Regions from separate parts of the Mus musculus genome. Here region 1 is linked to region 2. Evidence: chromatin loops called from intact Hi-C (ENCODE). Cell type or tissue: left cerebral cortex. All regions are shown on one strand. Links, peaks and the distances in the headings refer to the core of each region. The heading gives the core; the rest is flanking DNA.

Region 1 (5,392 bases), core at 137-5,136, 130 kb before region 2:
CTCCTAATGTTTTTGTTGTTGTTATCTATTTATTTTTGTTAGGTATTTTCTTTTCAAATGTTATCCCCTTTTCAGTTTCTCTCCTGGAAACCCCCATCCCATTTCCTGTCCCCTGCTTCTATGAGGGTGTTCACCCACCAACCCACCTCACCTCCCTGGCATCCTCATACACTGGGGAGGGAGTCTACCCTTCACAAGACCAAGGGCTTCTTATCCCACTGATGCCCGACAAGGACATCCTCTGCTACACATGTGGCTGGAGACATGGGTCCCTCCATGTGTACTCCTTGGTTGGTGGTTTAGTATCTGGGAGCTCTGGGAGGTCTGGTTGGTTGATATTGTTGCAACCTGTGAGGTTGCAAACCCCTTCAGCTGCCCTCCTAATGTTAAGAAGCAAGAAAGTTTCTAGAAATTGAATGGAAATCTCCATCCCAAACCCTGCAAATACATGTCTTAGAATATTGCTTAAGGACTTAAGAACATTAGAGATTGTTAAAGAGTGAATAATAGTCACTCTGTGTTTGCTTGAGATCTTTGTTTAAACTGGTGCTTAAGAGTCATCTAATGGTGAAAATAACAATATTATATGTAAAGTAAACTAGAAATGATTACAAAAGGTTCTTATGATTTATGAGTTAAACAATTCTGAATTTTCAAACTGAATTGTGGCAGTTTAAGACAATGTAATAGTACTGATCCATTCAATATGCCAAATAAATTAAATATCCAGAAAAATTCAGACAAAATTCTAACAGTGTCATCACTTGGAAGTTTGTTTTTTTAATACATTACTCTATTAAAATTTATTTTTCTTTAGAGTTGAAAGAGAGAGGAGGGAAATCAACAGGAAAAAATAGTTAGGAAAAGAATTGATCCATCTGAGGCTCAGCATCTGGGAAATTGCAAGTTTCTCACTCATTACCTTGACCTAGAATTTCCCTCCTGTCTTGTTCATGCCAAATTGTTCCTCATCTGCCAACACCCAAAGAAAATATTACCTTTCTGTGATATACCCCAATTCTGTTTCCTGGGTGCCCCTAGAGATTATTTTCTCTTTAGAAAAAAAGCATTGCATCTTTATGGCTTTCTGCATGCATTTAACATATGTTATAAATTGATTGGCCACTCTTTAATACAAAATAGTATATTTAAAAGTCCATTGAGCAGTTTTGGGGTCTATATATGCTCAGTGAATGCATGCAGGATTTAAGAGCTATGGAGTAGATGTAACTTATTAAGTCATCTCTAAGCAAGTTTGAGCTCTATTGTTCTTTCCTTTCCTGTGGTTACCTGTAAATATTTCAGTTATAACGGACACTTCCTCAACAATATACCTTGGTAAGACAGTAAAGTCAAAGGTGAAATAGTGTCAGTGCAACTTTGCACAACACAGTTTTTTCCATGCATATGTAGACTATCCTAGATACGTTGAGATGTGAAGTATGGTGTGACTATAGATATTCTTTAGACAAAGCACTCTTGATACTCAAGCTTATTGATTGCTTGTTAGAGGCATTTGTAGAAAACAACAACCATTTGTTCTTCATGGTCAAATTCTCTTCTGCATCGAGTAACTGAAGTATTCTATAAGTATTGTCGTAATCAAGAGTAATATCTGTATTTTTTAGAATTATGCCATAGTGCTTCTGATTTATAACTCACAGTTCTTGATGTATCATATGGTTTGTAAGTAGTGCAATTATATTCTCAAGTGAAAGGGCAACTTAGGATGTATCTTGTCTTTGGTTTTGGAAATACAAACTAAATGAACTTGCTTCCCTTTCCTAGAAGTGCTGCCCCTGTTGTGACACTGTGTTTCATTTTGTAACCCATCTGCTACATAGGCCAGATATGCATTTTCTGGATGCAATCTGTTGGTTTCCAATGGTTTACTACATGGTGGGCTCTATTGACAAGTAGGTGACAAAGTCTATGGCACATGATGAGTGTAGTGTCCTGTGATCTGTCAAGTTCTGTGTCTTGTTCCTGCATGATGAGTGTACTTTGTCGTGTTGGTACAGTAAATACGGTGACCTTTGCATGCAGAGCACATGCCGCTGTGCTGTGTACCCCCTACCATACTGCTAAGCTGTATTCCATTGCTGAATTGCACCAGACCTTGCTGCATGTCAGATTGGTCAGGTTCACACATTTGCAAAGCTATTTTAGTCTTGCAGCCTTTGCAAATGCAGCATTTTTTTTGCAGTAATGTTATTGATAAAGTGGCATCCAAAAGTACCTTAAAAATTCCACATTACCATATTTTCAATGTAAGTAGTAACAATTTCTTGAAAATTTATTCAAGAAAATTTCAGTTTGTAATTATATAACTTTTTAATTAAAAGATTATGTTATGCATGCAATTATTCAATGTATTAACATAAAATATAAAATATAAACATTTTGTGACACTATTAACCAGAAGAATAAGTTATCACCAGATTAATAGCATGAAATACTGCAAAATATCTGTGACTGTCAAAAAGGAAACTAAGAATATTAAATTCCAAGGAAGATGTAAGAGGATTGATTGATTGTAGACTAATAATTATTGAAGGTTGGTCACCATATCTATATGCACACGTGTACTAGAGAGGGAATATATATGGAGTGTCCCTGTATGATTCTTGTTAGCTTATGTTTGAAATTCTCATGAAAATAAAGCCCATTTAAACAAGAATACTTCCTCACACTTGCAAATTTCACATTTTCCAATTTGGAAAAACTGAGTGAGTCATGGAAAAGTAAAAAGGCATGGCTGGTGAAATCAACTTTTGAGTGTCACTCAGATGGGTTTCATTGGCTGTTATTGCCATCTGGTGGCTGAACAGTGCAAAACAGCATGCTTTTAAAAAAGGGTTGTGGGCTATTAAAAAGCAGCGAAGTATCAGAGAGAAGATACTCAGGACTCAACAGGTTCACAGCCTACTCAAAAATGCTAAAACGTTAATTAGAAAAGTAAAGCCTCAAGGATCCGAAGATTCTGCATGTTTCACTAATATTATCCCAACCTTTTGTTTTGTCTAAATTCTAATGCATCATTTAATAATTCATGGTCCCGAGTCACTACAACAGGAAACACTTTAAGGATGAAGTCAGCAAACGCACTTGAAAGCAGGGTGCTCTAAGAAACTTAGAACAAGCTCTCTTAGTAAAGTGTTTGTCCAGCGTTCACTTCTGTTTTGCAAAATCCAGTCTGCTCTGATTCAATGAAACTGACTTCTTACCAATTTATATTTCTCTTGTTCTATAAAATTATAAGAGAGAATTTTGATGTAGAAAAGCTATAAAGGCTGAAAATACAAGGAAATATCTTGAAAGTCCTAAGCGACTAGAAGCAAGTTGACTTAGTCATCACCAAATCTTCCATAAGGGACCACATCTAACATTTTCTGCATTGCTGTGGCTTATGTATATGAATGCACTGACGCTATCTTCAGACACACCAGAAGAGGGCATCGGATCCTGTTACTGATGGTTGTGAACCACCATGTGGTTGCTGAGAATTGAACCTCTTGAAGAGCAGTCAGTGAGCTGAGCCATCTCTCCAGCCCTCTAACTGTAGCTTAAATTAAGGAGTTGCACATGCTGAAAAGTCCCAGTCTTTATGGGATAATTTCTAAAATATCATTTAATCTATTTAGAAAAAGTACAGTGAATCTGATACACACAAGGAAAATCTAAAACACTAGGGATTAATCTTGACAATCATTGTATTGATTGGATATTACGATTCTGTGCTCTTTTCGCATGGGGAATTTTATTGTGAAGAAATGTTCTGTAAACAGTTTTAGCTATAAAATATCTGTCACATAGAATTGCTCCAAGTTCAAGTGCAGTATTTGTCTCCCCACCGCACCCCCAGATTATTCCTAGAGGTCTTAGGCTGAGATTTTCATAATAGCCCTCTGAAGTCTGTTAGCCTCCTTATGAGCTTTGATGAGATGTCTGGAAACTGTCTTCAGTCCATATCAGCAGTGACTACAGATTTTTACATTTTAATTATTTTTTTAATTGAATCAGGAGGTATGGACACTAACTGATTTTCTTATCTGTCCTCACTGAACTGTATAACTATCCATCCTTTTACTAGATCAAGTTTCGTCTGACCCCATTTTTTTGTACTGTTTTTCTAGTGTGAAAAATGCAAAGACATTGAAACTAGTTGATGCCTAGGTCAGGGTTAATGGTAAACATCTCTTTCTTTAATTTGCAGGGAAGATGCCAGTCAATACATTTTACAGAAACAAGAATGAAAACTGACCAAAAAAGTTCACAACTACTTATACCCCAGTTTTTCTAGTTACCTCATAGAGACAAAGAAACTTGTTCTATTCAATTTCTTGTTAAAAAATTGTCTTAATACAAACACACACACACACACACACACACACACACACACACACAGAGTCACACACACACACACCCTACTCATTGTAATTCAGGAACAATTGACAGTTAAATAGAGGTATCTATCTTTCTGACTATTTATCTATCTAAATATGGACATTTATAAATTCATATCACATACCTTTGTGTTTCTACGTTAGCTTGTTGTCTAAATTAATATAGCTGTTGCTTCTTTTATACTTTCAACAAAGCAACTTAGCAACTTAAACCAATTATAATGTTTTGCCCTTGAAATAATGCACTAGCTATAAGCATGAATCATTGCCATAATTTCTATTGAACTGTTTATATACTAAGTGTTACTGAGCACAGATTCCAAATACGGATGCTTTGGAACTGTTAGTATCTGATGAATTCTGAATTTCATATCAGTGGGTCATATTGCATTACAGTCCTCATTAGTGTATATCTATATTATCTATAAATTCAGTTAAAAGGATTCATACATAAGCCAACCAATAAGCGGATTTAGGTACTGAGTGCAGTCGTGGAGTTTATTTAAAGACCTTCTGTTTCTTTTTCCTTGGGAATTTTTATCAAAGCCTAGATGATTTGCTCAGGTGTGGAGTGACCTTTGCTGCCAACATGGTGGTGGTGGACAAAGAAAGCACCATGAGTGCAGAGGAAGACTACATGGCAGATGCCAAGACGATTGTGAATGTGCAGACTCTGTTCAGGTATGCATCAGGAGCCTAGCCTTGTCATCATTTACCTTGTGGTCTCCATGTGCAGAGTACTTAATTCTATTTGTGCATGAAGAGTAGAATGGGACATGGAAGCTGACCTTAGAGTATCTGTTTACTCACTTGATCGTGAATCAAATACTTACGTAGTACATAAAGTGACTGGTACAGAATAAAGTGGATAATTCTTGCCTTAAATAATGATGTATTTCTTCTATAGCTTCATAATAAATTCTTAAAAATTATGTACAGTAACTGTCATGATTTGGGTTTCGTTCCTAGCAGTGACCCAAGACTTG
Region 2 (5,392 bases), core at 103-5,102:
CGGCCTTGAAGTGGTATTTATCGAATATGGAGAAAGGTCTATAAACTTGATACACCATTTATTATATGAAAGTCTCTAAGACAATTATGAATAAAGCCAATAGATTAAGTACAGAAACACATACTTCAACTCTATGGATTCATATAGCACTAGACAGACCTAATATCACATTCAGTTGTAAAATAGCTGAGTTTCTTCACTGAGACCAAGGACAAAATGACAATAGTGACCTTTGCCATACTATTTATCACAATCCTGTACTCACTACTGAAAACAACTAGGAAAGAAAAAGAAATTAGAGTTACAAAAATTGGACCTGTAAAGTACAACTTTCTCAATCTTATGACATGATTGTATAGAGAACATAAAACTCTTCATCACAACAAATGTTATTATCAAATCTGTGAATTTAGAGTGCAAACATCTATACATAAATATTAGTTTTATTTCCATTTATAGTGATTAACCGTCTAAAAACAAGCCTGAGAGAATTATTCTGTTTTTTTGTTTTGTTATTTATTTATTTATTTATTTATTTATTTAAGCATTCCAAGTAGGGAACAATTGAGTAAATTTACCGAAGGAGAGAAGTAACAAAAGTATATAGCTAGAGCTACAAACATCAGAAAGGGAAAAGGGAAGTCACAAATCCAAAAAAAGGATTATAACTTTCAGCAAGAGGAGATTTAAGTGTGTAAATTCTTCCTTGGATTCTACACAATCCATATTAACTTCTAATAGAAAACTTCTAACTCCAGCAGTCATAGAAATCTAGTCTTATAATTCTCACCTGCCAACAAGTGTCCTAAATGGCTGCAAGTTTTAAACAAAAGATCATAAGGCCTTAACCCTATGTAATGGAGTATAGGCAAATAAGGAACGCTGAGAGAGAGATACATAGCCTTTTCCAGTGAAGAACATACTGCCTGATCATCTGATGCCCTCTGCTGGTGTGCGGGAGAGAGCTATAGTGTACTCATATAAATAAAATAAATCTTAAAAAAATTTTTAAAAAGAGATCAAAAGTGTGATGCCAATTCTAGATATGAGAGCAAGTATTTGGTGACTATATTACTTCTAAGGGATTAGTAGCAACCATAAGCCTTGGGGAGATGATTTTGTGGGTAAAATGCTCTTCAGGCACGCCTAAAGATCCAAGCCTGATTCAACCACCCACAGAAAATGCTGAATAAAATAATGCCTTAAGCTTTGTTGTATACATGAGAGTGAGTGAATTCATCAGGATTTCCACCCCCAAAATTATGCTGTGCTTAAATATGGCTAAAATAAGCTGCTTGGTGTCAGACTGTAGAAATTTGAATGACTACCAGCTAACTAAGCCATGTTGAGCCAGATTTCCCTCTTGTCTCTTACATGTTGTTTTTCTGCCATCTGCAAGCATTTACAGGAGCTCTCCAAAGTGAAGAGAGTGGGCCTTAATTTTTTTAACACAAACATAATACATATGAGGTAATTGACATGTTTATCAATTATATATTGGTAATTATTTCACAATATGCATATAAGACATAAGGTCCCATATTTTTAAATGTATACATTTGTTCTTTGTAAATTATACTTTAATAAATTTATGTAAAAGGAAATAACTTTCATTTTAGTGTTTCAGGATGATAGGTTGTCTGACATACATCAAAACACCACAAAATAGATTTTTGAAGAAACTATTTCCATGAAAGAAAAACACGGTTTATTCAAATGGCATTTCAATTCTTTGGATGGTGGTGGATGCTTACAATACCACTGCACAGAGGGTTAAGATAGGAAAATCATGAGCTCAAGCTCGGGTCCTTAAAATCCCCTATAATTAGACTTTCAGAGGATTGAACTCCTCTGACCTTCTTGGGCATGGCAATAACATACACATACATACACCAAGATACAGACAGATACACATAACTAAAAATCATAAAAATAAATCTTATAACAGGACTTCATGAAAATTATCTTTGATTTATATAAAAAAAATGCCAAAATTGTTATTCTCAGAATGGTCTAGGACCATGAACTACTATGATGATTGCATTGCAATCTTGAATTTTTTTGAGGTTCATAAAAGGGTCACCCCACAGTTAGTAGCCCTGTCCTCCTGACACAAGGAAACCAAACAGTGTGCAGACTGTCAAAAACCCAAAAGCCAAACTTTAAAAATAATCTCTCCGTTTCTGTTTTTCTTCGTGGAGATCTTAATTGTTTGCTGCCTTTCTAAATAAGTCAACTTTCAAGAAAACAGCAGATGGTGAGAAAGGAAAAGGCCGTGGCCAAATTAGCGAGATCGTCTTCGCAGCTTGTTATAACTGAGTCTGTTATTCTCAAATGCTTGCTCTCTGACAGCTACGCTAATGAACCCCGAGTACAGGAGAGCAGAATGTTTTCTTCTATTAAACAAGAAAGAGTAAACAAACGCCAATAAGTGACACAAAACAATCACAACGTTTCTTATCTTTGAAAGATGAATCAGTTTTACGATTAATTAATCTCCTTTTTATCTTAGCCAATGAGCAAGTCGTTAGAAGGGATAGAATCTCCCTTCCCAGTTCCCAGTGCAAGAAAAAATAGCTCTGAAAATACAAAATAAGTTGGAGGAAGGCATCCACCAACTAAAATGTTAAAGTCTGAAGATTTACTGTGAAAAACATACACAAATATGCAGTTCGGAATAGATTAGATGGTGCTTTAGTCTGAAATTGCTTTGTGATAGCACCATCTTGTGGTCAATGCTAAAACAATTCCCTTTTCTAAACAAAACAGGGCTAAACGGAGCTACAGTAAAGCTTCTTCCGTAAAGGCCAGTACATCTTGATCTTTTAATTAGATTTTATGTTAAAATGTTATGTTATGTTATGTTCTGAAATTTATTTCTATTATTAAGAATTTCTCAAACTTATAGGATTTGGTGGTGCCAGCTTTTGATCCCTGTGCAAGAGGGGTACAACAAGAGGCTCATAGATTTAGGACACTTAAGAACATGTGTCTTAAACAGAAGCAATGTAAATCTTTTTAATTTTATAAGTCATTTGAACTACATTCCATACTAATTATTATTTTAAGAAATACTTAATGATTTTGGAAGGCAGTTATGTTTAAGAAAAGAAATGACATATGTTACAAGTATGAACTTACTTAAACCACAAATATATTTTCATCTAACAATATATTTTAAGCATATTTGGAATAAAGCACATTATTAGCAAACCTTTACAATATTTTAGTTCTATGGGATTGATAAAAGGCCACGAATCCTTTACACTGTGATATGACAGATGTCACAGTGCAATAAGACAAAGGTCACCACAGTTTCAAATTTGCAGGAGTTTTGCAGCAAATGCTTTGGAACATCTTGTGCTCTAGTTTTGTGGAGTGTTTTTTTGTTGTTGTTTTTGATAAGTCCCACACTATTTTCTTTTCCTCAGATGCTGTCTGAAAATACCTAATTCTCATGAGCTTTCAACACTGTCGCGAATTTTGTGTTTGTTTTTGTTCATAATGCAAAATTGCTATGGATTCATGAAGAGCTTGAGTTTAAAAATCTACCATTGATGCCCTAAGTCCACAATCAAGAAGGCCACAGGAAATAATACCAGGAGGGAATATTCTATCCAACCTCTTTCTGCATATCTGAAAAATAGGATGAGGATGAGAAACTCTGACTCCTCCGTGTGGAAAGTCATAGATGTTTCCATAGGGTTATCCTTTCCATTTGCCAAGCTTCAACTTCCAACGGGAGTAATTTTTCCAAGTCCAAATAGTACAGGCTTTTCTGTATTCAGTTTTAGATCGTGCCCACTGGATAGTATGGCAGTGGAAGAGAACGTGGGTATTCTCTCACCAGGAATCCATGTTTAGGAAATATGGCCTCCACAGGTATTTTTGCGTCTTCTGTAGTTATGTTGCTGAATAGCACATGGACTTCTGTATATATTCAAAGAATCCTCACTAAAGTGTATACTCTGGTGATATTTCTTCCCTGCCTGGTGGTATTCCTTTGAAGGAAAGAGCACACATGAGTTGCTCTATGTGCACAGCCAATAAAGTCTCCCTCTTGCCTCACAGCCTGTATTCTGTCTGGACTGTTAGCTAGCCTTCTCATTGACTTGACTAAATCCCTGACTCAAGCAATGAGGTAACAGGAAAGGTTTATTTTCCTTCATGGTTTTAAGGAATTTCAGTCCATCATTCTGGATAAGGCATCGTTCTCTAATTAAGAAATCAAGATTCTTATTAAAACAGTTGACTTTAGGCTTGGCAGGATGACAAAAAGTAGAGAATACCTTTTTTTTTAATGCCAGAGAACCAGGATGAAGAAGAAGAAGAAGAAGAAGAAGAAGAAGAAGAAGAAGAAGAAGAAGAAGAAGAAGAAGAAGAAGAGGAGGAGGAGGAGGAGGAGGAGGAGGAGGAGGAGGAGGAGGAGGAGGAGGAGGAGGAATCAATTCAACTTCAATATAATAGGTTTTTGCTTCATTGTGATGCAAGTGGAACAGTGTCTCCAGACAAAAACTGCAAAGGTTGAGCAGATTCAGAAACCCTGGTGATTCTCATATCTGAGAATGGTAGGCACTTCATTTACTCCCTACCCAGTTCATGACCATGCCATCAAACATGAAGATCCTGAGGACTAGTCAAGTAGCACAGATCTCAGAGTTCTCCATGCTAATGAGACATAGATTGGCTGGTCCTGGGGGTTTAGCCAATAAGCTTCTCTTCCCAGACATTCCTTCTTGCAAAAAGTATTTAATTTCTGGTCCACCTTGAGTAAGTTGCATGCACCCATTTTCTATGATGAATATATAGTTTGGACAAGCAAAGACTGTTTCTCAAATCAAGAATCGCCATGGTGGAAGCCTTCAACACTGAGCCGTGCCCTCCTGACTCTTGGTTCCCAGTGGCATCAGATGCCTGGGAGTTTGGGAACCCCAACCTCAGCCTCAGCCTGTGCCATTTCTCACCTCTGTTGGAACCTACCTCTAGAGCAGCATTCCACCTCCCCTGGTGTTCTTCCAGCCAAGGCACCACCATGACAGAGAGGATGGAATATAGTCTAGTGCCTCCCAGATATGTCTGCCCTAATGGGGTTCCCACAACCCAATGGTGAGACAGAACTCAGAACCACACTACATCGTATATTTTATTTTCTCAGACATGGCTGTTATCTCTTAGAAGACTGATCTTTTCTAAGGAGAGGCAGAAGAGTGGATCTGGAGGGAAGGGGAGGTAGGGAAGAACTTGGAATGAGTAGAGAGAGGGGAAACTGTAATCAGGGTATTTTGCATGAGAAAATAATCTTTTCAATTAAAACAAACAAAAAAAACCCAACAAACATGAGAAAAAATAAAATAAAGCCTTAATGAGGCAGAAGGTAAACAGAGAGCTCACA

Evidence for each region. A loop is a pair of places that touch in the nucleus more often than their neighbours do. Peaks named below come from ENCODE experiments on the same cell type or tissue, not always from the same donor. Only the 100,000 strongest peaks of a DNase experiment are listed, where the experiment ranks them.
Region 1: it touches region 2 in a loop (4-fold over the local background); 9 of 42 quality-filtered maps call a loop at or near these places.

What each region holds. Positions count from the first base shown.
Region 1 is chr1:140,528,909-140,534,300 of GRCm38, forward strand. Kcnt2 (potassium channel, subfamily T, member 2) reads left to right here. Exons shown (of 28, transcript NM_001081027.3): 20 at 1,845-1,916; 21 at 4,953-5,087. Among named protein-coding and RNA genes, the nearest start is that of 4930590L20Rik, 120 kb to the right of the region's middle. In left cerebral cortex, for the core only: a CTCF peak has its summit at 2,824 (motif pointing left); a DNase peak (open chromatin) is centred at 2,778.
Region 2 is chr1:140,658,875-140,664,266 of GRCm38, forward strand. No RefSeq gene overlaps it. Among named protein-coding and RNA genes, the nearest start is that of 4930590L20Rik, 5.2 kb to the left of the region's middle. In left cerebral cortex, for the core only: CTCF peaks have their summits at 955 (motif pointing left) and 2,724 (motif pointing left); DNase peaks (open chromatin) are centred at 952, 1,225, 1,837, 2,352 and 1 more place; H3K4me3 peaks cover 680 bases.